Linked DNA regions of Mus musculus: all the other regions are linked to region 1. The links are chromatin loops, found by intact Hi-C in ENCODE. Cell type or tissue: left cerebral cortex. All regions are shown on one strand. Region 1 holds the start of Larp7 (La ribonucleoprotein domain family, member 7). Region 2 overlaps Ank2 (ankyrin 2, brain). Region 3 holds the start of Ank2 (ankyrin 2, brain). Region 4 overlaps Ank2 (ankyrin 2, brain). Region 5 overlaps Ank2 (ankyrin 2, brain). Region 6 overlaps Ank2 (ankyrin 2, brain).

Evidence for each region. Hi-C counts contacts between places; a loop is a spot of excess contacts. Peaks named below come from ENCODE experiments on the same cell type or tissue, not always from the same donor. Only the 100,000 strongest peaks of a DNase experiment are listed, where the experiment ranks them.
Region 2: it touches region 1 in a loop (6-fold over the local background); 10 of 42 quality-filtered maps call a loop at or near these places.
Region 3: a loop joins it to region 1, with 3 times the contacts of the local background. A loop is called at or near these places in 4 of 42 quality-filtered maps.
Region 4: a loop joins it to region 1, with 5 times the contacts of the local background. A loop is called at or near these places in 28 of 42 quality-filtered maps.
Region 5: it touches region 1 in a loop (5-fold over the local background); 33 of 42 quality-filtered maps call a loop at or near these places.
Region 6: a loop joins it to region 1, with 3 times the contacts of the local background. A loop is called at or near these places in 9 of 42 quality-filtered maps.

The regions. Positions count from the first base shown.
Region 1 is chr3:127,552,407-127,557,406 of GRCm38, reverse strand. Larp7 (La ribonucleoprotein domain family, member 7) reads left to right here and starts at 4,058. Exons shown (of 13, transcript NM_138593.2): 1 at 4,058-4,224. Zgrf1 (zinc finger, GRF-type containing 1) reads right to left here and starts at 3,918. Exons shown (of 26, transcript NM_197997.2): 1 at 3,752-3,918; 2 at 2,022-2,111; 3 at 1,134-1,214. The coding sequence starts at 2,042. In left cerebral cortex, CTCF peaks have their summits at 411 (motif pointing left), 2,461 (motif pointing right) and 4,440; DNase peaks (open chromatin) are centred at 3,228, 4,041, 4,345, 4,730 and 1 more place; H3K4me3 peaks cover 1,584 bases; H3K27ac peaks cover 822 bases.
Region 2 is chr3:127,181,932-127,186,931 of GRCm38, reverse strand. All of the region lies in intron 1 of Ank2 (ankyrin 2, brain), which reads left to right. Among named protein-coding and RNA genes, the nearest start is that of Gm16958, 23 kb to the right of the region's middle. In left cerebral cortex, CTCF peaks have their summits at 501 (motif pointing left) and 2,709 (motif pointing left); a DNase peak (open chromatin) is centred at 2,694; H3K27ac peaks cover 755 bases.
Region 3 is chr3:127,495,619-127,500,618 of GRCm38, reverse strand. Ank2 (ankyrin 2, brain) reads left to right here and starts at 1,504. Exons shown (of 48, transcript NM_001327938.1): 1 at 1,504-1,951. The coding sequence starts at 1,880. In left cerebral cortex, no CTCF peak of the experiment used is centred here; DNase peaks (open chromatin) are centred at 1,046, 1,468 and 2,255; H3K4me3 peaks cover 2,320 bases; H3K27ac peaks cover 1,282 bases.
Region 4 is chr3:127,323,473-127,328,472 of GRCm38, reverse strand. All of the region lies in intron 1 of Ank2 (ankyrin 2, brain), which reads left to right. Among named protein-coding and RNA genes, the nearest start is that of Gm52631, 60 kb to the left of the region's middle. In left cerebral cortex, a CTCF peak has its summit at 1,940 (motif pointing left); DNase peaks (open chromatin) are centred at 49, 2,003, 4,253 and 4,599.
Region 5 is chr3:127,448,904-127,453,903 of GRCm38, reverse strand. The region is part of intron 1 of Ank2 (ankyrin 2, brain); the gene reads left to right. Among named protein-coding and RNA genes, the nearest start is that of Gm35535, 19 kb to the left of the region's middle. In left cerebral cortex, a CTCF peak has its summit at 2,630 (motif pointing left); DNase peaks (open chromatin) are centred at 1,389 and 2,636.
Region 6 is chr3:127,170,785-127,175,784 of GRCm38, reverse strand. The region is part of intron 1 of Ank2 (ankyrin 2, brain); the gene reads left to right. Among named protein-coding and RNA genes, the nearest start is that of Gm16958, 12 kb to the right of the region's middle. In left cerebral cortex, a CTCF peak has its summit at 2,220 (motif pointing right); a DNase peak (open chromatin) is centred at 2,922; H3K27ac peaks cover 1,295 bases.

The sequences.
Region 1 (5,000 bases):
TAAAGTAGCAACGAAAACAACTTTAAGGTTTGGGTCACACAACATGAGGAGCTAGAGTAAAGGTCACAGCATTAGGAAGGTGGAGAAGCACTGCTTTACAATGACAGAGAAGCAGAATACAGACACACTGTGAAGAGCCTTTACACGTTCACTTAGGAGCATGGATTTGATCTGAAGGCCATGACTGTCATTAGTATGTGCATGATATCATAACTCACAACCAAGTTTCTGTAATAGTTAATACTAAAAAAAGATTTAGTGGCTGAAGAGATGGCTCAGAGATTAAGAGCACTGGCTGCTTTTCCAGAGGTCCTAGTTCAGTTCCCAGCAACCACATGATGGCTCACAACCATTTGTAATGAGATGTGGTGCCCTCTCCTGGTGTGCAAGCATACATGCAGACAGAACACAGCATACATAATAAATAAATAAATCTTAAAAAAAATAAAAAAGATTTAGCTAGAGTCAGGTGGTTGCGGCACACGCCTTTCATACCAGCACTTGGGAGGCAGAGGCAAGGGGATATCTTGAGTTTGAGGTCAGCCTGCTCTACACAGTTCCAGGACAGCCAAGGCAACACAGAGATGATGTCTCAAAACAAAAACCTTAGCTAGAAAATGGGTCCCGGAGTGACATCTAAGTTCACGAATGACCCCTGCACTTTCAGCTGGGTAAGATGCTTCATCTGCACCCTCAGTTTGATCATCAGTAAAATCAGACAAAATGCTTAACTTGTAAGTTGTGCAAACACAATTAACATGCTGAAGCGTCATAGCCAGCTCATCGTGTTAACAATCAAACAAATTAAATAATGTTTACTTACTGAACTTTCTTAATGTACAATAAAACCGACATGAAAATGTCTTTTTTTTTAATATTTATTTATTTATTATATACTGTAGCTGTCTTCAGACACTTCAGAATAGGGAATCTCATTACAGATGGTTGTGAGCCACCATGTGGTTGCTGGGATGCTCTTAACTGCTGAGCCATCTCTCCAGCCCGAAAATGTCTTTTTGACATGGTTACATGTGGGCATAACGGACATTTTATTATCAACAGAGTTTTCTTAACGCCCAATCAAAAGTCAAAAACACAGCTGTTACAGGCTGCAATAACTGCTTGGTACTTACCTTATTGCCTAAGTGAGTGATCTTCAGAACTCCATCTTGCCACACTTTGGACTTCTTCATCTTTTGATGAGTATATAGGACCTTATTTCCAAAAATGAGGAAGACATCACTGCCAGTTACACATATTTAATACCATATAGTTTACAGGTCATATAAAAATAAGGCTGCCATTCTTTATCAAAATAATAACAGCACAGGAGTCATCACAATGCCACCGTCAGGGAAGAGCTGTAGCTCAACAATGAACTGCAGGCTTAGCATCATGAGGCCCTGAGTTTAACCCCAGCATAAAAAACGGGAAAAAACAAACAAACAAACAAACAAAACCAACCACGATTTTAAGGCTGGGCAGCACCAGTAGGTAAAGGAGAAAGGGCAAGTAAGAGTCTGTAAGTATCAGAGTGTGCTAAGCGCCACATCGTCAGTGGGGAGGAAGCCCAGCTCCCAGTTGCATACTGTTTCTTATTCACATAGCTCTCTGAGTACAGTCCAAAGTCTGACAGCTCCGCAACGCTCACAGCATCTGAGGTCAGAACAACTTCACACCGCTTTTAACTTTAGATTCCACCTCCGTCAGAGGAAGAATGCAGTTCCCAGCTGTTATATGTGGTGCTGGATTCAATTAGATTGAATACAGAAACAAGTGTGACAATCCAGCTGCATGTTACTACCTCAAATGTTAAATATAAAGAAAAAAAACAAAAAAACAAAAACAAAACCTGTCTAGCAATGCAAGTGGGAGGCAGAGGCAGGCGGATTTCTGAGTTCGAGGCCAGCCTGGTCTACAGAGTGAGTTCCAGGACAGCCAGGGCTACACAGAGAAACCCTGTCTTGAAAAACAAAAAAAAAAAAGAGGAGGAGGAGCAGAAGAGGAAGAAGACAACTTACAATAAACTCTTGACATTCCATTGTGTCTTCTGAGATTATAAACTAGTCAGGTCCAGAAAACAATCAGTTTTTAGTCAGCATTTATATCCTCTAAAATGAAAAACAGCAAAGAATGGTCAATCGACCCTGATAAAAAGAATAAATATCAAGTACAAACTTTTTCAATAAATCCTGACTGGAGACAGAAACCAAACAATTCCAAGACTATGAAGCCACCAAGAGAAACAAAACTGTATCTGTCATGGAGGACAGAACTGCGTGACACCACACAGGAAAATAAAGGTAAAACTCATAGTTACTAGAAATCTGTAAACATCTCTCCAGTGGCTTGCTATATACCAGAAAATGGATTGTTTTCCCTTCAACATGTACTGCTCCTTAGAACCCAACTTCAATTTTATTTTTCAAAATCATTATACTTACCACAAGATGGCCCCCTTGTGTCTTAAATTTTTCCTGCTAGCGTAATCCCTAGTTATCCAAGAACTAGTTTCAGGACCACAAATATTAACATCCGGCGCCAGCCACTTGAGTTCACATATAAAACGTCATAGTTGTTTCGCATATAATAGGAGCATGCACATATTTTCTAACATAAATAAGTTATCTCTAGATTACTTGTACCTAGTAGGTTGTAAATGATATGCAAACAGTGATTAAACTGCATTGTTCAAGAAATGGTAACAAGCCTGACTTGGTGGAACACAACTTTGATTCCAGTGCACAGGATGCACAGTCAGGTGGATCTGTGACTTCAAGGCAGCCTGGTTGCCTGTCTACCTATAGGGCTCCAGGACAGTCAGGACTAACTACATAGATAGACACTGTCTAAAAGGAAGAAATAAAAATGATAATTTAAAAATCTGTATGCTCAGTACTAACAACTTTTTTCTATTTCCCATCTATAACTGGCTGAATACAGATCCAGAAATTACAGGTACAGAGGGTTGACTATATACCCTAGTCAATATAGCACAACATCCTAGAGCCAAATATACAATATATAATTCCTCTGCAAGGAAAATTTTGTTCTTTCTTTTACCCAGTGCTAGGGGCTGACAAAAGGGACTATATGTAAACTAGGTAATAGTGCTTACATGCATCCAGTCCTTTATGTTTGTTTAAAATAGGATCTGACCATATTGCACAATCCCGTCCTAGCCTCTGGAAATAGCTGGGATATTACAAGCAATATGCCACCACACCCAGGAAGAAAAATCTCTTGGACAGTGCTGCAGCAGCCACTGTAACTACCATGTTAACTATAAGGTCAAATTTTGAAATCTTGAAATCGTCGATGGTGAACTGAATACAGATGCAAAAGCAGCACACATAAGCACACATATCTTCAAGTGGTTCCAGGGACATGACCTGACAATTAGTTAGCAATGAACATTTTAGGTCCTATTCTTTTAGGTCCTATTCTTGATCTATTACGTTAGGAAGTCCAGCTCTGGAGCCCAACAACAGTTTCTATCTGGCCCTCTGCAGTGATGAAAAACTGTCACAATAGCTCAGAACAGCACCGCTCAAACCAGGAAAGTTTCCAAACCACGAACGGCCTGCTAAACCACAAGGAACAGTACAGATCCCTAAAAGAAACATAGCTTCACTTGCCAAGCCTTGACACTTCAAGGTTTTGTATCACTAAATAATAATGGCCCCCTTGGTCCTATGTCAGCCCCTAAAACACCCACAACCGGGATGGGCCGCTATGGTGACCGCCTCACCCGGCACTCTAACGGCGCCTCGTGGGTCGCTTCCGTGGAGGCGAGTCAGTGTCCAGTGCTCTCCCAACCGCGCCAAGTCGCCCGGTCTGTCCACCCTTCTTGCCTAGAACACGGGAGAGAAAAGTCTCCACTTCACCGGCTCAATGACATAAACTCCACTTTCTAATTTCTCCCGCCAACTTAAGTGACGTCATCAAGCAGGGACGGTACCGCGGAGGCCCCGCCCGCCGCCGTTCGCAAACCACCAATGGAACTCCGCGTGCCAGCGCAGTCACCGCGTGGCTCCCGCCCCCGAGATGCTCCGCCTATGACGTCAGCAACGAACCCTGGGCCTCGGACCCGTCTTTCCGTAGCGGGCTGAGAGAAGCGCGTCGCTACTCGAATGACGCAAATTTCCGCCGACCGCAGGGGTCGGGAGAAGGAAAGCGTGGGAGAACACAAGCGCTGACCGTGGATCTGGGGACGAGCACGGAGTAAGTCACTACTGGCCTGCAGAGCCTCTCAGACCCGTAGAGGTGGGAACTCCTCTCAGTCGGGTCTCCTGAGGGCCACCCTCCATCCGCGGTCCGCCTCACCCCGCCCCCGTCGCCACTGTGCCGTTGGTTTGGCGCCGTGCGTTGTGCGCACGCGCAGTTCCCTGGCGGCCCCTGCTATTCGGAGCTCAGTACAGAGGGGGCGGGCCGAGCTTGGGGTTGGGGTGTTTGGGGCACGCCCGGCTGCGGGGGGGGGGGGGGGGGGGAGTCTGTGCGGAAGTAGGGTTGCTCAGAGGAACTGTGGGTGTTAGGCAGGTTGTCTTCCCAAAGGACATCAGTTGTGAGAACTTGCATTCTAAAGTTCAGTCTTTTCTTTTTGCTAGTCCCTCTATAGAAAAAGCCGTTGTAGAAGGGGCTAACAGTAATGAATTTAAGTTCTGAGTGCGTTTATGAGAAATTAAGGAGAAATATGAGTGGAGAGTTCATTGAGAATGGAAATCCTCAAGAAGTAAGACTGCCTTTTAGTAGTCTTTCGAAGCCGGGCGGTGGTGGGAAACCGAATGACTTCATAAAACATTCACACTAAAAGATTATTTGGAGCAAAGTTCCAGACCGCTAAAGGGTTTGCCGTGACTACAACTTTGGTTCTCAATCTTTTGGGTACTCTTCTTTTTGTTTAAAGCCTGGAAAATATTATTGTCGAGTTCCTTTGAAAATTTTACATGTACCTGTGGAAACATTTTGTATGTGATTTTACAAACAAAACCTTTGATTTA
Region 2 (5,000 bases), 370 kb after region 1:
GAATTTGTGTTTATACCTGTGGCTGATTCTATATCTGTTGAATCTGGACAAGTACCAGGCAAGAGAGACTGGATTACGCCTCAAATTAACTGTATAACCTCTAAGATTGACTACATTATGTATTTTACTTCCCTTCATCCATTGCCAGTAACTAAAGTTTAATTATGGGCAAATTAACTTGATATCATCATTTAGTTGCATATAAAAGAGAGATAATAGTGTCTACTTCATATTATTGCAAGAAAGTAAAAAACAATGTATATTAAGTACCGAAGACATGGATAATAACTGTGTTCAGTGGTTACTTTAATTATGGTTTCTCTGTGTATGGCGTTATCCTATAGATTGAATGACAAATGGGTTAAGACATCGCTCTTGGGTTGGATAGATGGCTCAGAGATTAAGAGCCCTGTCTGCTCTTCCAGAGGTCCTGAGTTCAATTCCAAGCAACCACATCATGGCTCATAACCTTCTATAATGAGATCTGGTGCCCTCTAGTGACCTACAGTCATACATGCAGGCAGAACATTGTATACATAATAAATAAATATTAAAAGAAAGAATTTGCTCTCAAATATACAGATACATACACTTGGTTTTTAAAACTCCAGAAGACAAGATTTCTAAGATGACTTAAAGAGTCCAACCGAACAGCTACTGGTGCTGGATTCAACCAGCCATATTCCTTCACAGTTCTTCTGCCCCTGTGTTGCTCATTTAACGACTTGAGATTTTTGTGGCTGCTATATGACACATACGATGCTTGGGCTTCCTTTAGTACCCTTATAGATTGCTAGATAAGTAACGGTCAGGTACTGTGCACACTATCCGAATGTGTGAGAGCAGGGAGGCAGGGTCAGGTCGCCTGAGGTTTCAGATCCCTAGACTGGAGACATTTAGAAGATCAGGAAAATAGTTCAGATTACTATCTTTCTGTTTTAGCCACAGAAACATACCCAAATAGCCCTAAACAGTTCTAACCCAGAACCCGTTTTCCTTCAGGAAGCAATTGCTTATTTGAAAACCTGGTCAGTGTGTAACAAAGCTGGCTGTGTATTAGAGCTCCAGACAAGGGTTGGATGTGGTGGGGCTCACCTGTAATCACAGCATGCAGGAGGCCGAGGCAGAAGCATTTTGAGTACAGGGCCTCCATGGGCAACTTGTGGACTTCAGTAGCATCCTGGCATAGATATTGAGACCCTATCTCGAGAAATAATAGTTTAAAAAATGTTCAAGAAGACTCCGCTATTGTTTTTTTCTGCTAAGCCACCTTTCTGTTTGGTACAGAGGCGCCCTTGGTGACTGATGGAGGACAAAGGACAGCTCCTTACAGGGTAGAGAGAGGAATTTCACTCTCTCAACTCTTCATTTAAAACTTCTCTGAAGAAACTGGGGATAGACCTCCCAGGGTCAGGCTCTTCCAGCAAGCAGGAAGCCCTGGTTTCCTTCCCTAGCACTACATGAAAGGGGTGACAGTAGGTGCCTGTCATCCCAGCACCAGGGAGGTAGGGGCAGGAGGATTAGAACTTCAGGAGGATTAGAACTTCAGGGTCATCCTCAGTCACATAGTAGCTTTGGGGCTAACCTGGGATACATTATGACCTGGTCTCAAAAATAAAATAAACCAAAATAAAAAAAAATCACTGAAATTTGATTCTTTTCTTTTTTGGTAGTAGAGCTCAAAGCACTGACTCTATGATATCTATGATAACCAAGAACTTGATAATTCTTTGTCTGGAAATCTGCCCCAATTTCCAGGTACCTTGAACTTGATTGCATTAAGTTGCTTTTAAAAATAGGAAATCTCCTTGGGCCTTTCTCCCCTCGCTGTGTTTTGTTTCTCATTATTGGTGATGATAAATTTCCTTAGTGAGCACGCAGCCAACACACTGAATAAATATTTAAATTGAGTTGCATATTAAAGTGGATGTAAATTAAGTTAGGCAAATTTTCCCTTCCGTATATATGTCTGAAAATCACATCCTGCAGAGGAGGCTAGTCATTTTTTAAAATGAAGGGAGAAAGAGAAGAAGGGAGCAGTTTCTTAAAAACTGGGGAGCACTGTTTTGCTTAAGCATTGGTTTCATAAATAGATAACAGCCTTTCTTATCAACACATCTCTGAAACAAAGACTCTTAAGTCATTAGGAAAGAGACGGTCTCAAGAGAACCAAGCCCACATAATAAGAATTATAAATGTGGTCACAGATCTAAAGGGAGAGCTTTGGTTACAGATTCAAAATAATTATTTCCAGCGTTAAGAGGACCAGAAGGAATTTGCTGCAGTTAGGAGGAGCCTATAGCTACTGTAAAGTTAAAGCTGCTTACTCTTGTGTTTACATGTTTTATAAGATGTAGCTGACATAGATATGCAGAGGACACTATATTAAATATAGTGTACAATTTGATAAGCTTTGACATATGCACAGACCATAAATCCATCACTATATTCAAGATAAGAACCATATTTAGTTATCTTGGGATGGATAGATGTGTTTAATCAGAAGGGAGTGTCAGAATTAATGCCATCTTCTCCCAGCCAAACTCTGTCCTTGTGCTGAACTTTAAGATGTAGGGTAGATTTGTATATGTTTATTTATGCTTATTCAAGAAATATTGTTTTGTTGCTGTAGTTCGGAGTGGGGGAGTTGTTTTGTTTTAAAATGTAGGGTGTGGCTGGGATGCATACTGCAGTGTGACTGCCCTCCAGTGGTGACTTTGAAGAATAGCAACTCTGCTGCTTCCCAAAGCTACAGTAGAAAACCAAAAGCACAAGCCACACATTTAATTAGTGGGGGGTTGATGGAATGGACCGTTAGCTCTCCCATTAAGGGACGTGGGATCTGCCTCGCTTGTCTTGGGTTGTCCTAGATGGGAGGAGCATTCTGAGACTGATGGTGCTTTAATGCACACATTGGCCAGGATTTTCCTCACAGATAACACACAGGTCTATATTGCTTTTCTTTCTTTCTTTCTTTCTTTCTTTCTTTCTTTCTTTCTTTCTTTCTTTCTTTCTTTCTTTCTTTCTTTCTTTCTTTCTTTCTTTCTTTCTTTCTAAATAATTTAATGGCAAAGAACTTACAAAGAAAAACTGCGCAGTGCAATTAGCCAGACTCAACATTTATGCATTTCAGTGAGTTCAATACATTTAGAACAGCCGTTCTGAAGCTGTGTTGCTTCACACTGGACTTCAGCTTCAGCAGCAATACTTTTATGCACTTATTCAATTTTCTATGAAAAGAGGTCGATTTCTCTCTGTTGTTTCTGCAGGATTGATATGTCAAAAATTCATTTTGCTATCCTTTCTGATGTGTGCCTTTCTCTTATAGGTTTGCCTAAATATTCCAGGAACTCTTACATTATACAAATGGAAATTGTACTGGAGAATTGTACATGAAATTGTACATAAAATGGAATTTTCAGTTTTCTTGGATTCTAATGCAAAGCTATTCTAATGTGAGGCTGAGTGGTGAGAGAATTACCTGTGGTCAGCATCAGACAGAAAGGCAGGAAGTGCTCCGATCTTGAGCTCTGAATGTTCGAGCATATCTGTTCACACTGCTAGTCCAGTGTTATCCTCAGTAAAGGAAAGAGAGACCTCTTCAGTGTGATGAGAACCACGCAAAAAGCCCAGGTTAGAATAAGTGAAACAAACATGTGCTCTCAGTTTATTATATTTACCAAGATGCTTCAAATACTTGTATTGGTCAGGACCAATTTTGAGATAGATATGACAAATTTTAGCACTAAATTTTCTTAAACCTTCTAGCCCACCTCTTTCCTAGCCTGCTCCTCCCCCTGCCCGTAATCTTTACTCTCTGCCTCAGTTTCTGGTGTAGATATGTATGCCATGCTTCTCACTGTCTATGCATGGTTCTAGTTATATTCTCTTACAGGTTTTGTATGTGCCGCTTTATAATATGGTGTTTCAGGCAGTGAAAGATGGAATCAGTACGTGAGAGTAGTTAACTCATAAAGAAAAGAGGTTCTTTTAGCTCACTGTTCTGGAAGGCTAGGAGCACGGTGCAGGTCTGCTGGCTCCTGGCGAAATCTGCATGCTCCTACATGAATAGCAGAGAAGTTTCTACATGTTTCCACATGCAGAGGAGATCATATATGAGTAACGAAGCCAGAGAGCCAGTGAGAAAGTCTAACTCCCTTTGACTCACTAATACAGTCCCTTGACATAATAAGTTTGTTACTGGGAGAAGGGTGTTAACCCCCTTTATGTCCCCATTATCTCCTGAAGTTCCAAGACTCCCTAACACCGTTAGGTTGGTGAGCAATACTCCATATACATTCTTGTAGACTCCAGACTACTCAAAACATGCAGAAGTCCAAATTTTCTCAGACCTAACTTGCCTTAGGTATACACAAAATGGATTTAACACAGGCTTTCTCCCTCTGGAGAAGAGCTTGTTTTGGGAATGGCTCCATTCTCCACCCTGGTATTTTAGGGAGCCCTTCAGTTTCCCATGTGTTCATGTGTAAGACTGGATAGGTATCTCACCAGCTCTGTGCTGTGTCTGAGGAATCTCTCCTTTTCTTCCACTGCCCACTGCCCCATTACCAGGAGCAACTGAGTTCTCAGAACCTATGGCAGACTCATGTCATCTGACTGGAATTCACCTTCCCCATAGTACTGTGCCGACAGGTTGAGAAAACTGTCTTAACAGTCTACCCGTGCACCTTAAGGGGCTCATCTCAATTATAAAGTTACCAACTATGAAGAGCACTTGGCATAGGACAGGAGTTAAATAAATGCCTGTTGTAGCAGCCAGTCTTTCCTGTTTTATGAAGCAAACTGTGATGGCATGACCTCATGTGAATGTGGTCTTCACAGGGATTCAGAGGGACTGAAGACATGGGTCAGTAGTAACAGAGCACTGGCAAGCATGTGAGAGATCCTATGTTCAGATTTTTAAAAAGCAGTAAGCAAAATAAAAGGATAGCAATGGCCTCCTCAATCCCGAAAGGGCTTCTGGTATCCTCACTAATTCT
Region 3 (5,000 bases), 57 kb after region 1:
TGGACTCTGCCTTCAAGTCCTAGGTGAGCCTCAAAGGATAAACAAGTGAATACAAATCCCATCAAGAGGAGCAAAGTGCACAGAAGGGATGCAGTAAGGAAGATGGGAAAGGCAGGGCAGGCTGTCGTGTCCCAGACACGACATTTCTCTTTCTAGATCTGTTTCAAGCTGTGCAGTGCACAGGTGCGAACATGCAGCCCGGTTTTATGCTGTGTGTATTAGAATGTTGAGCCATGATGGTGGTGTGAATGAGAAGAATAGAGAAAATGCAGATATGATTGAACTGTAAAAATCAATAAGATCTACAGATGATCAAATTTGGGACCCAAGAGCATCAATAATTAGTGATATTTCTGAGGATTTGTCCATCTGGGTTGCAGGACCATTTGTGTCTTCTCATGGTAACCAGCTTGTCCCCTAGTCCCTCTGTGCAAGGATGCTCTTGGCTCAGTCTAACCGTGCTGGGACTCCAGGCACGGACCATGGAGCTCGGCTCTCTTTTGTTAAAGCTGGAGATATATCCGTGTGGAGATTCATAGGAAATGGAAAATAAATGGCAGGAGAGAGGACAACTCGTCTCATGAAAGTCATTTTGCTAGATTTTATTTATTTATTTGTTTGTTTGTTTGTTTATACATGGTCCCATGTACCACAAGCTGGCCTCGAACTCACTGTAGAGCCAAAGATGACCTTGAACTTCTGATTTTTCCATCTCTGCCTCCCAAGTACTGGGACGGCAGACATGCACAGCCACGCCTAGTTTATCCATAGCTGGGGATCGCACCCAAGGCTTCATTCATAGCAAGCAAATATGTGATATACTGAGCTACATTCCAGCTCTTGCTGCTATTAAAAACAAACAAATGAAATTTCCATCTCAGTGGGACATCACTAAAGAGGTACTTGGATGGCGATTTTCCCTACTCCTGGTAGTTCCAGCTTTATTCCAGGGAAGCAGCAACGCAAAGTAGGCCAGCCATCCCGCAGCACGCATGACTTGTGCCACAGCCATTGCGCCGGTCTGCTAAACCTGGTCCTTTGGGTCCCAACTCTTTCAGGATCTATGCAAGTGTTCAGGGTACCTTAGAGAAAAGGCAGCCAAGTCATCACCGGGAAGAGTAGCTGGAAGGCTCTTTCTCATCAAGGAAAAGGTGGGGAAGAGGAAACGCCCAAAGCGTGAAAGATACACAGATTGTGACATTTCACCCTCCTCAGTTCACATTGGACAGGAGCTAAGGTCACAGAGGTATTCCACATTCTGGTCACTTCATATAAATGACTTGTTCCTCATTGGGAGGGAGTGGTTGGAAGGACAAAGAATGCGCTAGAGGTGGGTGGGTGGCTCGCCCACGCGGACAGGAGATCTGGCGTGTAGCGGGTGTGAGAGTGAATGGGAGCGGAGCGGGCCCGCGCGGGGCAGGGAGGAGCAGCAGCCGGGCCTCCCGGGGGACGTCTCCCGGGCTGCGGGAGCGCAGCCGAGCTTCTTATCCCCACCCACCTCGCGAGCTCCGGCAGGCAGTGGTGCATATAGACATATTTCTGGGAGCTGTCCATGAGCTCATCGCTCTCCCGGCGCGCGGCGAAGGAAGAAGCCCTCCTCTTTCTCCCCGCGCCACCAGCAGCAGTCGCTTAGCGCTTGTCGCCGGCCCAGCCCGCAGCCCACTCGGCGCACCATGGCCCCACGGCACCTCGCGCAGAGGTAGGTGGGCTCGGGCAGCAGGTCTCCACGGGCGATCGCGGCCAAGGCCGACCTTCTGCGGTCGCCTAGAAGCACGCGGGTCCCCGGGTGAGCCCGAACGCCGCAGGCCGGGAGCGGAAGAGACGAGGACACGCGGGACAGCCGGACTTGACCGAGGGAAGGAGTTCCGAGAGCGTGGACATGGCTTCTCCCACCTCCCCTGGCCCGGAGGGAGGGGCCTGCACCCCGCAGAACCCCCCGCGGATCCGTCAGGTGGGTGCTGGGTGCCGGGGGGGGGGTTGTCCCCCAGGTCCTCGCCTCCCCCAAGGACCGGGACATCGACTTCAGGGGACAGGGGCTGGCCCCACAGGGAACCCATTCATGCGAGCTTGTGCACTTCGCCTGGCCCAGGAGTATTCCTGAAACCTTTTTCAACGTCCACTTTGCACTCACGCCCCCTCAACCCCCCAACCCCCACGCGCGCGCCTTCCTAAACCAGGCGTGTAACTTCTGTCCGTACACACTCAGGCACACCCGCAAACTGATCTCTCTGCGCTGCAAGGAGGCACACACCCAGCTGTCACATGACCCACTGCAGAGCTATACCGTTAGAAGCCACTCAGGGTGCTAGGATGGGGCTGTAGCCCTGAATGGAGTTTTCTTAGGACCTTTGCCAGGGGTGGCTGCAAATGCTGGCTTCTCACCCACAGGAGAGAAGGGACTTCAACTTTCAACACGGCTACCCCAACAACTGCAGTCATGTAGTGGTAGGGAAGGTATTCATGCTCGCCCTGCATCGATACTCACAGTTTGCCCAGCCCTCCAGCACCGCAACAAGGGCTTGCCCACTTGTCTGGCTGTTTGAATAAGTCCTATTTTTCTGTCTATGTTATATATACTTTAATAATTTTAAAAGGGAGTAGTGGTCCTCCGGCATGGCGGCCCACGCACTACAGAGGCTGAGGCTGGAGAGTCCATGTGAGTTTGAGGTCAGCCTGGTCTGCCTAGGAAATCCCAGGACAACTGGGGCTACATAGTTAAGACCCTATCTCTAAAAATTAAGTGTGGTGGGGGCTGACGGGGTTGGGAGCGTGGTACTCCACTCCCTAGTGGTCTGAGATTTCATGGCTAGGCTTTCTGCACCTGCCACCATAGCCAGGACCTCCTCCTCACTTAGCTCTTAGGTCCTCACAGTGGAAGGTTGCCCTCCTGCCTGTTCAGATGGCATTTTATTCTGAGATGTGATTTGCTAATGGCAAGGAAGGAACTACCAAAGAGAACTGGATTCCTATTTAGAAACAGAGTAACTATATAGTTACTATTAGACAGAAAGGTAATTCCCAACAGAAGGGAATGCTGTCTTTCCTAGTACTGTGAACTTTTTGAAGAACACTCAGAACCCCCTAATTTATGAATGGATGATAGGAAAATTTGGTTAACACTTAACAAGGTCTTTGTCTCATTTGGCCCCTGATATCTCTAGGTAGAGTTGCATTACGGTATACTCTTTTAATGGAGGTTTTAAATGTAATACCTAAAATTTAACGAGAATTTCTTTTTATGTCAGTCTGTTTCCAAAGGAATTGCTAGAGTTTGAAATCCTTATGGGGCCAGGATTCTAGTTTTATGATAGTATTTTAAATTGCACTTCAAGTTATTTTTTTCCCTTTGGAATTGTGAGAACAGGTATTAAATCTGGGTTAGAAGTAGTTATGCATGTAAGAATGAATATGATGCTACTGTTTGTCATGTAAGAGAAATCGCATGCTAAGCAAAAATCATTTTTATAACTGTATTGGCTAATTTTGTTATTATGTGCGTGTAACACTTAGATGCAAATATTTAGGAAGTAAAATGTTAAGTATACTAATTTAAATACAATATAAGCACACACAAATATTTCTGTGAAGCCTTATTCTATATTTAGAACACTTTTACTGACCTTAGATATACTAGGGATGAAAATAGTTACTTGGAAAAATTTGCCTGAAAGGTCACTGCTGTTTCATAAAGTGGATCCTTTACTGAGAAGACCTCATTAGGAGCTGTGCAAAATGACATAATGCTGTAACATCGGAAGTTACCATGATGTCCTCTGTGCAGGGTTTCGGTTTTTTTGACCTTCCAGTACTCTTCTTTGGTGATTGGTGCATTAATTTGCATAGGATGTAGAAATGGGTTGCCCAGATTGGTCATTGCCCTTTATCTGAAGTCAGGTAGAACTGAAACCTCTGGCTGCAGAGTAGAATCTCCTCTGTTTGTTTGCAAGTGATTCTCAAGAAATTAGAAACAGCAAAACAGAAGATATAGCTGGATCATCCAGCTACATGATGAGCTGTTGTATGTTCCAGTCACACTGTGTTGTAACTGTGTCACAGTTTCCGGGACACGTTTCTTTGTGTCCTTCATTCTTTATCAGGTGAATTCTGGGCTTAACTGGCTTAAAATATGAACCTTCTTCTCTTTCTGAGCTATATGGGGAGAAAAGCATAATTAAAAAGCACAGAAATCCAAAGGAGTCAGAATTATAGTTAAGCAAATTAATGTCGTTTAGTAATACACTCATTAATCATAATTTTAATATGTGTCGAAAATTCAGAAATAAAAATATTTTTCAAAAGTTCTGATGTGTATATAGCAAATAGAATTGGTAAATTAGTATGTTTCATTAGTAATTTGAGTGAAACTATGCTATGTTGCCCAGCAATGGTGCCTGACTTCAATCTCAGCACTCAGGAGGCAGAGGCAGGTAGATCTCTGAATTTAAGAGCCAACAAATCGAATTCCAGAATAGCCAGAAAGGTTTTCTACACAAAGAAAACCTGTCTCCAAACAAAACAAAAAAAAAAAAAAGAAAGGAAGAGAGAAAGAAAATGTGCTATGTTGAAATTCACTTGCTTGATATATATTCATTCATCAACTTTTCTCCTTTTTTTAAGTTAGAGAAATTCTTATGTTGTATTTTGGTCGTATTTCCCAGACTCCACTCCATTCTCTCTGGTTCTGTTGAAGATAGCGTTTCCCAGAGCCCAGGTGGCCTCCGACTTGGTTTATCGAGACAGGGTTTCTCTGTGTAGCTCTGGCTGTCCTGGAACTCACTCTATAGACCAGACTGGCCTCACACTAAGAGATCTGCCTGCCTCTGCCTCCCAAGTGATAAAAGTAAAGGCCTAACCCAAAGTATCATTTCTTAACCCTTTCTTTATGAGGTTAGAAAATGAATGAAAAATAAACACAGGGCTCATAATGTGTATGTTCCTTGTCCCAAGTCTTTAGGGGGCTCAAGCAGAAAGATCACAAGTCCAAGGCCAGCCTAGACAAC
Region 4 (5,000 bases), 230 kb after region 1:
GTTGAGCTATGCCAAGAATATATGGGGAAGGAAGAATTTGATGGACTGATCTCATTCCTCCAGGATCAGCTGACAGGAGCTGTTGCTAGCTGTCTGCGCACTAGAGTGCCGTGTAGCCTCCTGTAGGCCTCGAGCAGTTGTTTGATTCTCTTTCTGGGTTGTATCTGAACCACCTAGATGGAGATGTTTCTTGATAGAGAACTGGTGACAATGAAGAAACACATCTCCTTAGAAATGCTAATAAATGTTCCAGTTGATGCACAGTTAACGTCCGTCTTGAAAGAAGGAAAAACCTAAATGTTGTATTTATTGGCTTACCAAATTCAGTATCAGCCTATTTTGCTTATATTAGCAAAATCAGCCTGGAACTTGGCATCGATGGCCATTTATATTTAAATCTACTCTTCATACCAGCCTTTGAAATAGTTTCTTATATACCTCTTGCAGGAAAGCCCAGAACTGCAATTGTATGAGGCAAATGCTCAACCACTGAGTTACATTTGTAGCCTCCTTTTTAATGAATTTTCACATTTTATTGATCTTCTCATTAGTCAGTTAGCTATGTGAAATCTTGGACTTGTCTTATGCTGGTGTGATAATCATGGGCTTTCTATTTCGGGAATGATGCTTTCATTTACACATCCATGGCTTTGGTTAGTTTTGGGGATGGGTTTTTATGGGAGAACTCTTTCTGTGCCTGCTGTTCTTTAAGATGGAGATCACTTCTCACTCATCACTCCATGCTGCCGGAACTGGAGGTGTGACTCCATAAGCTCCTCAGCTTATACCAAGGCTGCATCCCAATAAACCAGTGGTTCTCAGCCTTCCTGATGCTGTGACTCTTTGATAGATAAATAATACATAAATGTGGATGGTGCTGACCTCCAGCCATAAAATTATTTTCCTTGCAACTTCATAACTGCTACTGTTACGGATCATAATGTAAATGTCTGTGTTCTCCTATGATCTTAGGTGACAAAAGGGTCATTTCGTTCCACCCCCAAAGCCGGTCAGAGCCCTACAGGTTGAGAACTACTGCAATAAACTCATCACAAAAAACAGTCCTAAGGGTGTTTGTCAGCTGCACTATACATTACTGCCACAAAATACCCGATGGAGGCACTTTAAGGAAGAAAATGCTTATTTGGGCTCAAAGTTTCAGAGAAATTCAGTCCTTGAAGGGAAAAACATGGCCGAACTCAAGGCTGTAGGAGCTGTGTCCAGAAGTTCTCTAGTCTAAATGGACCAGGAAGCAAACAGAGCAGAGGCAGAGCCAGGTGTATGCCATTCAAAAGCTCGTGAGCTACTTCTGCACACCCCTACCTCCTCAAGGCTCTCCTGCTCTCAAACCAGGACCGAGAACCAGCGACTGAGGGTTCAAAAAATATGAGCCGATGGGAAACAGTTTAGATTCAAGCCATAACTGTGGAAAACATATTTGATATATTTTAAAGCATTTAGTTACATTTTCAAACATGGTAGCCTAGCAAGCCTACCTTATAAACAGAACACTCACTTTGGCTTAAGAGTTGAGTGCAATCATCTAATTTTAATAAAGTGGGTTTCTAAATACTATACAGAAAATAAGAAACACATTGGCTAAATAATTACAGTCTCACACTGTTGCAGAGTTGAAACATTGTTTATGTGAAGTCATCCCACGTTGGGGACTTTGGACAGAGCCTCCTTGACCAGCCTGCTTCTTTCAGAAGCTGACGATGCTCTGCGAAGTTACTCTGCTCTCACGACATGAAAAACCAGAACAAAATTGTAAATTTTATATCGTGCCAATTGGAGACTTGTTGATAAAAGTCGAGCGCATTTCAGATATCGATTGCATCAGAGCCATGCTGCTTTTGATTGTATCGGAGTCGCCCTGCTATCTATTGATCCAGTCATAGCTGAGCTGGCAGGAATCTATTGCATCATAGTTACACTGCCACCTTCTGCTTAACTAAAGTCATAAGCCCCATGGCATTTTTTTCTAGAAACATCCCTCTCCACAACAGCAGGATCTGTCACACTTATGTGTAATGTGTGATGCTGGTGGTGATGGTGGTGGTGGTGGTGATGATGATGATGACTGCTGGCTGTGTAAGTGTGTGACTTTGTCCTTGAGATCATTCAAACACATCCTCACTTGTTTTCCAGGCCAACAAACTTTCTCATAGCAAAAAATCAGAGCGAGTCAAGGCTGTCTCCAGACACTCTTACACTTAACTAGGAAGGTCCCTGCTGAGCCATTACCCTATAAGGTCTATTGGCATTTTCTGATTTTTTTCCCAATAGCCCATTATGCTTATCTTGTTTAAAAAATGTGAAAAAAAAAGAAGAAATTGACATGTATCCTTTTGGAAAGCATCAGGAAAAAATAAACCATTTTCAATGTGTGGAATCATCTGCGTTCATTCATTTATTGTGGTTTAAAACACTGATTATGGGGCTGTAAGATGGCCTACCCAGTGAAAGTGCTTGACCCACACGCACAACAACCTGAGCTTGATCCCAGAGCCCACAGTGGAAGGAGAAAACAGATTCGTTTCGTGCCAGTGGCCTCTGACTTCCACACAGTACACACTACACATACATGAAACACACACACATATACACACAGTAAAAATAATAATAAAAATATGAAAAGGTCTCCTCTAAATAATGATTATAATAACATTTTTTAAAATACTGCAAATAGAGAGAAAAGAGTGTTATTCTGTACTCAACCTTCTAACAGCTGTTTCTTATATTTATGTATTTAAACTTTATTTTGTGGCTGTGAGGACTGGACATATGCCTTATAAGTTTCTTCTTTTTAAATCATGATTTAAATTAATCATGAAGTTTGCATATTCTTCTTGTTCCAGATCGTTGTTTTTGCTTTTGGTTTTCTTGAGACAAAGTCTTACATAGCATAGGCTGGCTTTGAACTTACTATGATGCTGAGGGTGGCCTTGAACTCCTAATCCTTTACCTCTCCAGTGCCTTATTTATAAGTGTTATTATACACAGCTGAAGTAATAATTGTCCAAACAAGTCCATTTTATTTTCCTGTTGGTGTAATTGGGAAATAGTGTAAATAGAAAAAAATGTCATTTCATTAGCTCTAGTTATTAAACACATACACACAGAGATTGCTATAAATTTCCATTTTTCATTCATAAAATGCACATTTTTTTCTTCAAAGATGGAACTTTTTGGACATAGCAATTGTTAGGGGTTGTATCGGGTTCTCCCTGGAGTTGGTATGTTTGAGTCTTAGTCGCTGGTGTGTCAGAAGGCAAGAGTACTTGGAGATGGCTTTCCAAGTACCCAGAGGGTATTATATAAATGAAGCCATCATGGTCAGTCCTGATCCCATACATTGGTGTCTTTAAACAAAGTAGACACTGGATGCAGAAACGTAGAGAAAAGGAGAGGAGAGGGGAGGGGAGGGGAGGGGAGGGGAGGGGAGGGGAGGGGAGGGGAGGGGAGGGGAGGGGAGGGGAGGAGAGGAGAGGAGAGGAGAGGAGAGGAGAGGAGAGGAGAGGAGAGGAGAGGAGAGGAGAGGAGAGGAGAGGAGAGGAGAGGAGACCACATGGTGTTAAGGAGATGACAAGTAGGGCCCTGGAAGAAGCCAACTTCACCAGCATCACATTCCTCAACTCTGAGCCTCCAGGATAGTGAGAAAACAACTATCGGTTGTTTAAAGCATTTTTTTTACAAACAGGAATGATAGGAGGGCAAGCACATAGGCTGCAGTCCATAAATAGGTTAATGTATCCTTCCTGGTCAAATTTATTCAGGCCCCTCCTCCAAAGTCCTGTTTCCAGGAAGTGTCTAATCTGTGCCATCGTGGCCAGTTTCAGGCTGACTCGTGTTGTAGTTGCTACTTAGACACAAGTGTATTCTAACACAGGCTTGCCAAGAAGAGAGTAAGATGCCTTCAGAACTCTGAAAAGGTGAAGAAACGACAAGAGCCACAGGGCAGAGATGCTCCTGAGCTAGTCGGCTTGCGGTGACAAATGCTCATCCTACTCTGGAGGGGTTCATTCTGCTGTCCTGTTCGCGTGCCCTCTTGTACATTAGTCTCTCCTTGGCTTCTGTCATGGGCCAGCTGCCCATGCTAATTGTTTCCTAAGAAATTGTCTGCCTCTTGACCTCAAGTGACTGGTCTTCAGGTGAATGCAGAGACAAACTCGGTCTGGATTACAGTGGGCAACGTTCCCGTCTTCCTTGTGGTTCTTCTAGACCTAGCGGTCTGTGCTGAGATTTAGACTTCTTTCTGTCTTTTGAGGAGCATAGACTGAACCATATTCTTCTATTAGGGTTGGGCTGCTCTGGTAGCCTTTGCTCCCTCGCTCTCAGTAAGTGGCGAGCTTTTTAAAGGCTAGGAAAGACTTTTCTGTACCAAGGGCACGTGTGGCTGCCCAGTGAAGAGACAGAGATGGGTCTCTGACTTGTAGATTGCAATGTCTTTGAATGACAATCTTGGTTTTTGATAGATAAATGAACATTATTCCTAGTCTCATATAAAAAAATTGGTGAGTGGGCTTTGTTAAAGTGCAGAGGATTTAGAGAGGTGTAAGATCCTATTAGAAATAAGAGATGCCTCCTTATAGTCCCCTTCCTGCTTGCTGAAAAAGATTGTGTAGGATCCGGGAGTAATTGCAGAGAGGTACAAGAATATATGTAAGGACAGCAGACAAGAATAACAAAGTATTTTTGGTTGTGAGCCTAGCCTTTAACGGCTGAGCCATAAACTTTATATGCCTCAGTACTGGGGAGTGCCAGAGCCAAGAAGTGGGAGTGGGTGGGTAGGGGATTTGGGGGGAGGGTCTGGGGGACTTTTGGGATAGCATTTGAAATGTAAATGGAGAAAATACCTAATTAAAAATTAATTAAAGAAAAAAAAAAGAATAACAAAGTAGCCGAGGACTGAGAAAGCTACCAGGGTTTGGCCGAGCTCACATGGAAGAAGACACAGCTGTTTCAAGGTTTCCAAGGTGTGGCTTACCAGGAAACCT
Region 5 (5,000 bases), 100 kb after region 1:
TGCAAATGCTTAATTACTTGATAGTTTAATTCTATGCATATTCAATATCTCATTAGAGAGCATTAAACTTGCAAATTATAGAAAGAAAGTGCTAAGTTGGACTTAAATAATGACTTGTGGGATCATTTCGGAACGTGCATGACTTGTCTGTCCGTTTAAGAAAAACATTAAACAGAAAAAAAAATACTGGAGCAGAATCGTCCAGCTGAACCCGATTAAAGACGTAGACCCCAGCTCAAGGTCAATCTGTGAGTTTGTCAGGAGGGAGTCTGTCTGGCAGTGGCTCTACGTCTCTTCGAGCCAATGTTCTCCTTCATTGAATGGGAATAGTAATACTTTACCATGAATTACTCTTGCAACTTAGGTGGAATGTATAGTTAAAACACTTGCTAGGTTTCTTTTCTTTTCTCTTTTGAGACGGGGTGAGGGTGGGGGTGGGTGGGGTCTTTGTGCAGCCCGGACTGAACTGGAACTCACTGGGTAGACCAGACTTGGAGACTGGCCTTGGAACTCACAGAATTCACGCTTACTTTTGCATCTGGAGTTCTGGGATTGAAGGTGTGCACAACCACGCCCAGCAGCTGCTAATTTTAGAGCCTGAAAGCAGTTTAGAGTGGCTGTTTGAACTGAATTTTGGGCAACTGCTTAGCCATTTTGGAAGTTTAACTGGTCAGGACAATGCATTTTGCAGAGGTAGAAGATAGGCCTACAGTCCAATTTCTCAAAGCAAACTGGCGCCCATCCCTTCTGTCTGTGGTTGTCGTCTCTTTAATAGTCTCCTTTTGGCTCTCATGGAGCCATAGAACACTTCTGTTTACCTCTGCGAATCGTCCTTAGGACATTGTGGATTTTCTCGTTCCCCAAGTTTATATAGAATCCCTCCCTTAAAGGCTGACTTCCTGCCTAGCTCCGTTCCTGGGAGGAAACATAGTTGGTAGCTAAAAGTCCTCCAGGCCTTCAGGAGCACAGGTCCGCTCACCCAGATGTATCTCCCAACAATTTCTTTTACAGGGAACAAAAATCATTCCCTCCAGGCTCACAGACTTAATCTCGAGGGAATTTCCTGTATCTCTCCTTCAGTCTTCCCGACTCCACTCTCCTCAGCTCCCTTTAATGCCACTAATGGAAAGCCCGTGCACAGCGGCAGCAAGGCACAGCTGCAGCTCAGAAGCCAGAACTGAGATCTGTGTATCTCAGTCTTTGTTGTTGTTGTTTTTTCAAGACAGGGTTTCTCTGAATAGCCCTGGATGTCCTGGGGCTCACTTTGTAGACCAGGCTGGCCTCGAACTCAGAAATCCGCCTGCCTTTGCTTTCCGAGTGCTGGGATTAAAGGCGTGCGCCACCACGCCCGGCTTGTATCTCAGTCTTAAGCGAACCCCGGGCTGGAAAGATGGCTCAGAGGTTTAAGAGCACTTACCACTCTGACTGAGGATTTGAGTTCAATAGCTAGCAACCCACATGAGGGGCTCACAATCACTCCAGCTCCAGGGGATGCGATGCCCTCTTCTGGTCTTTGAGAGTATCTGGCATGTACATGTGCGGCCACATGCAGCTGCACATACATGGACACATAAATAAAACAGAAAGCATTAAAAAAAAAATCTCATTTAGGTCATGGCAGTCGCAACCCCGTCTGGGAGGTGGGGGCAAAGCTGAAATTTAAATACACTTTTGCTTTTTTTTCCCCCGCTGGAAATTATGTTTCTTCTGACTCCTGGTATTTCACAGTCAGTCTCTTCACTGGAAATCCCAAGACTCCGCTCTGGTTTCTTGTTTGGGACCAGGTCCCCATTTCAGCTCTAAATTAAAATAGCGACCAGGCCACAGAAACCAGGTGCAGTGGCCGACATCTGGGTACTGTGTGCTCTACTGATAGCACTTGGGTAGTGAAGGACCAAGATGGAGATCCAGGAAGTCAGAGTCACAGTGACTCTGAGGCCAGCCTACATTACCAAGACCCCGTCTCTACTCCAACCCTCCCCAACAATTTAAAGAATGTGTGAGTGGGGCTGGAGAGATGGCTCGGTGATAAGTGCTTGTCTGGCACGCACAGTGCACTGAATCTTCCCCGGCATCGCAAAAACAGACTGGCACACGAGTTAGGTGCACCTAGGACAGCAGATTCATGTTGGGGAAGACAGACAGCAGACCCTGGCGCAATCTGACTGCATTACATGAATGCTCACAGGAATTAGAACACTTCTGGTCCTGAACTTACAAAATAAGGAAGGGGGCCAGCTTAATAAAACCAAGCAACTGAAAAGGTCATTAAGACTAGGTGTGTACACCTTTTATTACAGCACATAAAACATATTTAGAGCCGTGGGTCTTGCCTTGGGGGTAGCAGACAGTTCTCATAGGTCATGATAGAGTGACTTCTGTTGTATCAGATTCTTGGAATTATACTTTTTTTCTTCCCTCCACATTTTGCTAAAAGCCAGGAGATCAAATTCACTTCTTCTTGAAGACTCAGATCAGCTAGGATAATTCCCAAACCAGGTTTGGAAAGTAGCGTTTATTAGGTCTTTGTGGATCCTGGGAATTTGTAATGTTGGAATGGAGACCCTTCATTCTAGTTCATTTTATGTTCAGTTGCATAGAGCCTCAAGGCAGCGGGAGCAGGGGGTGGTGCTGCCCCCTAGGGGAATTTAGGGGAATGAGTGACACCTCGAGCTGTCCTGTCTCTCTGCATTTGGGTTAGAATTTACACTCTTGGCTTTCCTGGATTTTTCCAGCTTGCAGATGAAAATTTCTGGGGTATAGGCTTCATAGTCACACAATCCCATTCCAGTTTCTTCATATGTACAGCCATGTATGCATTTCCTACTGATTTTATTTCTCTAGAGAACTGAGAACAACCCAACATTCCTGGATGACTACAGCAGTTTACACTAGGTTTTCTTTCCTTTTCTATCAGTGCTGTATGAACTAACAACAGGTAGTTAATTTCTCCCTTCTCACCCTTCTGTCTCTCTCTCCCCCTCTCCCCTTTCCTTTTCCTTCTTTCCCCTCTGCCAATTTGTCTTCCCACCACCTCCATCTGACTCAGCCCCCCTGACTTGTGCAGACATAAGGTTGGTTGTGAATATTTATGTTTCTGTGCTCTTTGCCCATTTACCAATGGGCAGAACATCAGAAATCATCCTAACTGCCTTCGCTCCGTTCTCCATATCCCTGGTGAGTAGGTGATACTGAGGGGGATTCCCAGGGAACACGTCGGGGCACCGATCTGGAGATCTGGAAGGCCCAGGACTGGGAACAGATGATGGAGAGCCATCCTGGGTTGTTGCAATGTCACTGGAGGAGCATTGGCTGAAGGGACATCGTCTGTGTCTCAGTGTCCTGTGTTTCCGTTGGAGTTCCTCTTTGCTGATGCCACACAATGCTGTTTACACCTCAGACTTCTGGTAGGATGGTAGCACGTGGCATGGACCCATTCCCAAATGGACAAAACCCTGGGCAGCTCATTGCTTTAGCCCTATCTTGGTGGTGTTAGGCACACTGGAGCCTGAAGCCCATCAGAGTGGAGTGAGCAAGTGACTCATCCAATTGCAGCATCTTCTTTTAGCAATTATTTATTTTTACAAGTGCGTATTAATTGTGTGGAAAATGAGTTTTCTGTACACTGCCTTCTTTCGTCTGTGGCCCAGAGATACAGGAGATGAATGCCAATGTGCCCTCTCAGACAGTACAGGGCAGGGTGATTGGAAAGTGGTTCACGCCAGCAGAAGGCGAAGCTGAAAGGACCGTGGAGGGGGACCACTGAGAGTCCTTTGGGGTCTGAGCAGAGACTATCTCATTGGCATTGTGTCCTGGAAGGATATAAATACTTATAATGAGCCAGGGGCTTGATACATTTGTGGGTGTCCATAAATGTTTGATTTTGTTTTATTCTCCTGCATTTGATTTAGACTCTTGGAGCTTCTTTCTAGATCACAAGGTCTCCCTGGGTAGCCCTGGCTATCCCAGAATGCTCTGTGTAGACCTGACTGGCTTGAGTCACAGAGATCCACCTGCCTCTGCATCCAGAGAACGGGGATAAAAGGTGTACACCACCACCGCTGGCCACAGAACGCACTTTTTTTTTTGAACCAAGAAGACATGGCCTGTTTTAATCAAGATGTCAAAAACACAAAGCAAAGATACATAAGAAAAAAACTATAATGGAATACAGAACATATCTACAAAGACAAATATGCGACAATAATTTCAGATTTCTCATCAGCAATTTTTTTCCTTTTTTTCCCCTTTTTTATTAGGTATTTAGCTCATTTACATTTCCAATGCTATACCAAAAGTCATCTCAAGTCATCATTCATTACCTTTACTGCTGTTTTTCAAACAGTTGGATGACTCTTCCTGGGAAGATTTAAAGAAAACATCTGTTTCTTTGAGACGGAGAGGACATTGACGGACAAAAAAAGGATTCTCTCCAGGGCCAGTACAGGGAAGCAGTGAGTTTAGTGGAGTTACTCACAGAACATGGGTGACTCAGAAAAGTGCCACCTCAGATGCTGCTTGCCTCTTACTTAGTGGCCTTTGGAATCCAGGAGCATGATGAGCCCACGGGCATCTCACTGTCCTGTGAGCCTGGAGTCTTGTGACTCACCCATCTCCGTCTACCAGGAAGTGACAAAAGCCCTGATCTCTTGAGCATCTTTTGTGGGTCATCATAGCAGCTCTGTTTCAAGACTGTGATGATCATGTGCAACCCAGATACAGTACACTGTAGCTGTCTTCTGAGGCATCAGAAGAGGGTGTCATATCTCATTACAGGTGGTTGTGAGCCACCATGTGGTTGCTGGGATTTGAACTCAGGACCTTCAGAAGAGCAGTCAGTGCTCTTACCCACTGAGCCATCTTTCTAGCCCAGGAAAGCAATTTTTAAGAAAGGGCGCTAGCTCATAAAAGTATGTCAGCTGGGTTATTTGTTTGCTAGTTTAGGGACTAGTTTGTCATGCAAGAGGGCCTCTCAAATAACCACTCAGTGCATTGTGGCC
Region 6 (5,000 bases), 380 kb after region 1:
GACACATCAATTTAAAACGGAGGCTTTTACCGTCAGGATTTTAACAGTCAGCTGTCTAGAGTTGATAGTGTTGTCCACAGCGGACATTTCCATTAGTCATTTTTCATTGTGAAGCATGAATGCGCATCTAAGTGTTTATTAAGGTATAAAATAAGATTTGGATGTTTAAACTTACATTTCTATTATAATAAAACATTTTGGGTTTTAACCAACTAACTTTGTTCCTTTTTTTCTCCATGTGTCTCATTCTTTTAGGCAGTGTGTTTTAAAGTATAAAATAGTTTCCAGAAACTTAACTAGTTAACCCCGGGAACAGGTCAGAGGATAAACTTGTAGGTTATCATTCACCAGCCTGGCCCTGCAGTCGTAAGCTAAGAGATGTGTTAGTCAGCTTTCTTGTCAATCCCAAGGTAAGGTATGGAGAGGAAAGCTTTATCTGGATTCGTGATACTGGAGGGTTCTGTCTACGAAGTTGGCGCTGTTGCTTTAGGTCTATGGTGAGATGACACATCATGATCTCCTGCGACAGAAGCAGGCTGTTCACTCTGTGGCTGGGAAGCACAGAAGACAGAGGAGCAAGTGTTGTCCTGATAGCTTCTTCAAGGGCATCCCTCATGTATCTTGGCTCAGTTTTGAATATTCCAGCATCTCTCCATAGCACAAGCTGGAGATCAGGTACTCAACAGATGGACTGCTGGGGCCATTTATGACGCTAACGATAGAGCATACAATGCTTAATTAATGCTCTCTGTGGTAAATGCTGTATATAGTCTTTTTTAAGTGGTGTATGTGTGTGTGTGAGACAGACAGAGAGAGAGAGAGAGAGAGAGAGAGAGAGAGAGAGAGAGAGAGAGAGAGTTCAAGGGACATGTAACATTCTCAGGCTGAGAAATAAGGAGCAAATAAATAAAAACAGTTGTTCTTCTAATTTTACAAAGTACCCAGAACCCACATTATCAGAAAGAGATCTCACATTTCTTTGATAAGGAGAAAAGAAAACTGTAAAAATTCAAGTTTGAATATAAACAGAAAGAGATGGCAAAGAGAATAAAACAGAGCAAGCAAGCTATGACTTAAGATGGATAAAGGATAAGGGTAAGGAGCATAATTTTGCCAACAAGTGTAGCACCTCGGGACCCCTCCCGGCAGCATCTATTTACAATTAACAGAAGAAATGAAGCTAGACAGAACCTGTGAACTCAGCCGGTGGGGAGAAATGGTTCCAACAAAGAGATGCTAACACTGTCAGGTGAAGAACTCTAATGCAAGGTTGTCCCAGCTGACGGCCAGAACTTTGAACCCACGGGTGGGCAGGTGGTATCATTGTGTTCGGTTCAGTTATTGGTGGCTGATAAAAACCAAATCCATCCACTGGTGGAAATCTAGGGGATGGTTTTAACCCAGGGTGGGAATTAAGTCTTAACTGCAATGCATAACCCAGTTATTTGAACGTATTCCATGGTGGCTTGGCCCCACATTTTAGAAACTTGGAAAATAATTCCCTACTCATTTAGCAGATTTTCTAAGTGAGTACCATGCAGACCTCTGCTTTGAGAATTAGATAGTTAAAGGGACTAAACCAGGTAAGCCATGTTGATTGGTTTGGGAACGAAGTGCAAAGTAAGGGTTAAAATACTCAAGAAAATAGGTTTGTGAAATAACTATATATATAAAATAAACGTGCCCCAGATTGATTTGTATCACTGGAGATGTTGTCAGGAGCCTTGTTTTCCCACTTGTCTGATATAAGCACCAGGACTCGTGTGTGAGATGATTTATTTGTAGAGAATATTTCCCAACACTTAACATCTTCAGAAATTGTGTCTGTGTATGCAAATTAGGGGTCGAATATTTTTAGGGTAACTCTCCCATGATGTTTGGGCAATTTTTACTCTAAAGGAGTCTGTTCATATTATATTGCATATACATTTTAATGCACATGAAGCCTAATGTTATGTAGATTAGGGTACAGTCTAAGGTTGCATAAACAAGCTCTTTTTAAAATTAGTTGTAAATATTTTGATGTAACCTAAAATGAGGTCAAAGAAACCCTCAGTGGAGACATGACACCCAAGATCCTGTAACTACATGGCTGTGCTTCATTGTGTTTCAATTTCCCTTTTATATTTATATTATATATATGATATATATCATAAAAGAATCCCTTTAAACCTTAGGACACACTTAATTTCTCAAGCAAGATTTTAGAGCAGTTGAATTTTAATACCTTGCATCCAGTAGAGGGCTATCAACCTCTATTAATTTCTAAGAACTCAGTGATAGGCTGTACAGTGTATTCATCAATGTTCAGGTTTGTTTTCATCCAGGCCTTTCTATGAAGTTGGACAATCTGTAACTAAGACTCAGTACTTTTGAGTGGGAAGGAGTCACAAATCCACCTTTCCAGAAAGTTTCCCAACAAGTGGAGGGTATCAGGAACTTTCTGCTCTGATTTATCTAAAATCATCCTTCCAGATTTCATGTGAGCTCCCCTTGGATCAAGCAGTGAGCATTTTTCCTCCAGTCAAAGTCCTAAGGCTGTCCATGCAGACATGCCCATAAAGAGAGCAGTTTCTCCAGCCGGATTTTTATTTCAGCTGTATTTGTGGTTCAAAACACTTTGTGCTTTTGTTGTGATTTGGAGAAAAGCATCACTTTATTTCTAGTGTTATGAGGGGGAAAACATTTGAACTGATGCTCTTCACACTATCTCATAGAAGTCCACATGAAGCCTATGTGAAGGGTCCAGCTTCTGGTCTTTACTAAAACTAGAGGCTTTAGGACCAAGCATAGGAACAAAAAGGAGTTCTAGTTGCCTGATTCTTTGTCACTGTTTATAAAAGACCTTGTTCCAGAACCTTCCACTTGGAATTGCGCCTACTTGGTTGTCAAATGGCAATTGTTCTTTGCTTTGTTTTTGCACTCCAAACAAAGCTCTGTGACGTGACCCTGTATTGTGATTGAGGCTGGCTCTAAATCTCTGGTTCTGGAGCCCCTGATGTGCTGTGTATCTTAGGAGCTCTACTTTGTCAGGGCTGGTTAGTTTGCTTTCTCATTTATGTTCCCCCTGCTGTAAGACTCCTTCCACCATACTATGAGGGCAAGGTTATGGTGGGTTTACTCATTACTGGATAGTTTAAAGCAGCTGACTAACAGTCAGCAGTTTCTATACAAACTATTTTGGACCATGATTCTATCATGTTGCTGGCCCATTCATGGTGGGCTTTCCCCCCTTTTATGTCTCTATAGTCTCTCTCTCTCTTTCTCTCTCTCTCTTGCTCGCTCGCTCGCTCTAGATGTATATGTATACATACATATATGTATGTATATTTTCCCCTCAAACAATAATTGTTGTAGTTCCTACTTGCTGAGTACTTATCACATATACAAAGCATGTCGCTTCTGTTAGTAGACATTATCACCATTAATGGTAAAAGAAATTGAAGCTCACAAAGGACAGGAAATACTCCCAACATAGGGCTCAAGTTGAGATGCAAACTTCAAAGTCAAGACTCCCCATTGTATGAAGAAGCTCCTCATTTCATAATGAAATCAAAACTGTTTTGATCAATTAGTAGAAGGATGATGAAAAGGGAACATTATTAAAAAGATAAATATTTTAAAAAATAACATTATTTCAGGCCTAAGGATGTAGTTCAGTTGGTAGAGGGCTTACCTAGCATACAGAAAGCCCCAGGTTAGATCTCCAGCCATGTAAGATTAGGCACGGCTGTGCACTCTTACAGTGTCAGCACTCAGGGGATACAGACAGGAGGAATACAAGTTCATGATCATTCTAGGCTATGTTGTGAGTTCCAGGCCAGCCTGAGATACATGAGACCCTGTCTCAAAACAAATTACAGCAGTTTGGTTGATATAGTACCCATCCCTAGATCTTCTTGCTAGTTAGTTAGTGATGATTGAGATCAAGATCCTGATAGAAACACCTGATGTTTGAGAGTTTTCTACTGTTTACGGGTGTGGCATTGTCCTCTTTTTAGACAAACAATGACATATGTGTCTTACCTTGCCCCTTTTCTGGTTCATTATCTATTGAATTCAGCAAAAAGTATTAAGATATTTGGAAAATAATCTTATTGTAGAATTTCTGGATCTTTCTAATGGCTCTGCCTCAGTATTTTACAGTTCTATCTATACTCTGATTTCAATAGCATTATTAGGGAACTGAATTTAGTAAGTCCTTTGTATTTATTTTTCATTTGTACATTGATATTGTTTTTTCATGAAAACTTTAGAAACATTTTATTTATCCATGTATTTACATATGTGCACGAATACATGCACGCCTTGGCATATGTATGTAGGTCAGAGGACAAGCTGAGGAATTTGGTCCTCTCCTTCTACAGTCTGGGTCCAGGGATCGACCTGAGGTCAACAGGTTTGACAGCAAGCACCCTTACCTGGGGAGCCATTTTGAAAGCCCTTGAAACAAGAACATTTTTTACAGCTCGTATTTCATTAGATAACAGAAAATATATTTAACTTATGTAATTGAAATAAAAATGCAATGGAGATAAAAAGATTTTAAATAAACATGCCAGTCTCGTGGTAAACTATAACTTAATAGCGGGAGAAAAACACACACATACTATGTAGTAGTTCCCGAGCTTTAAGCTTTTACTGTGTCGACATTAGAGAAAATGGGGACACGTTGTTAGCCTGTTGACAAAGCCTTTGTTCTGTTTTCCTATAAATCTTAGTGGAAAGAGCCAAGTCATTTTCTGTGAAGACAGACTTGAAAGCTATCGTTATCAAAGTAGCTGAAACAGAAAAGGACTATACTGATTTTTTTTTAAAGTTTAGAAGACTAGGGTTTAAACATTGATTAGAGTTTCTACTTAAGGCAATCAAATTTATTTTTATTTTACATATAAAACTTACAGTTTTTGAAAACATTCTATTTTATTTATGTCTATCTATTAGATCTCAGTGAATTTTGAATTCCCAAAGGCTTAATGTCTCAATTTTGTATGAAAATT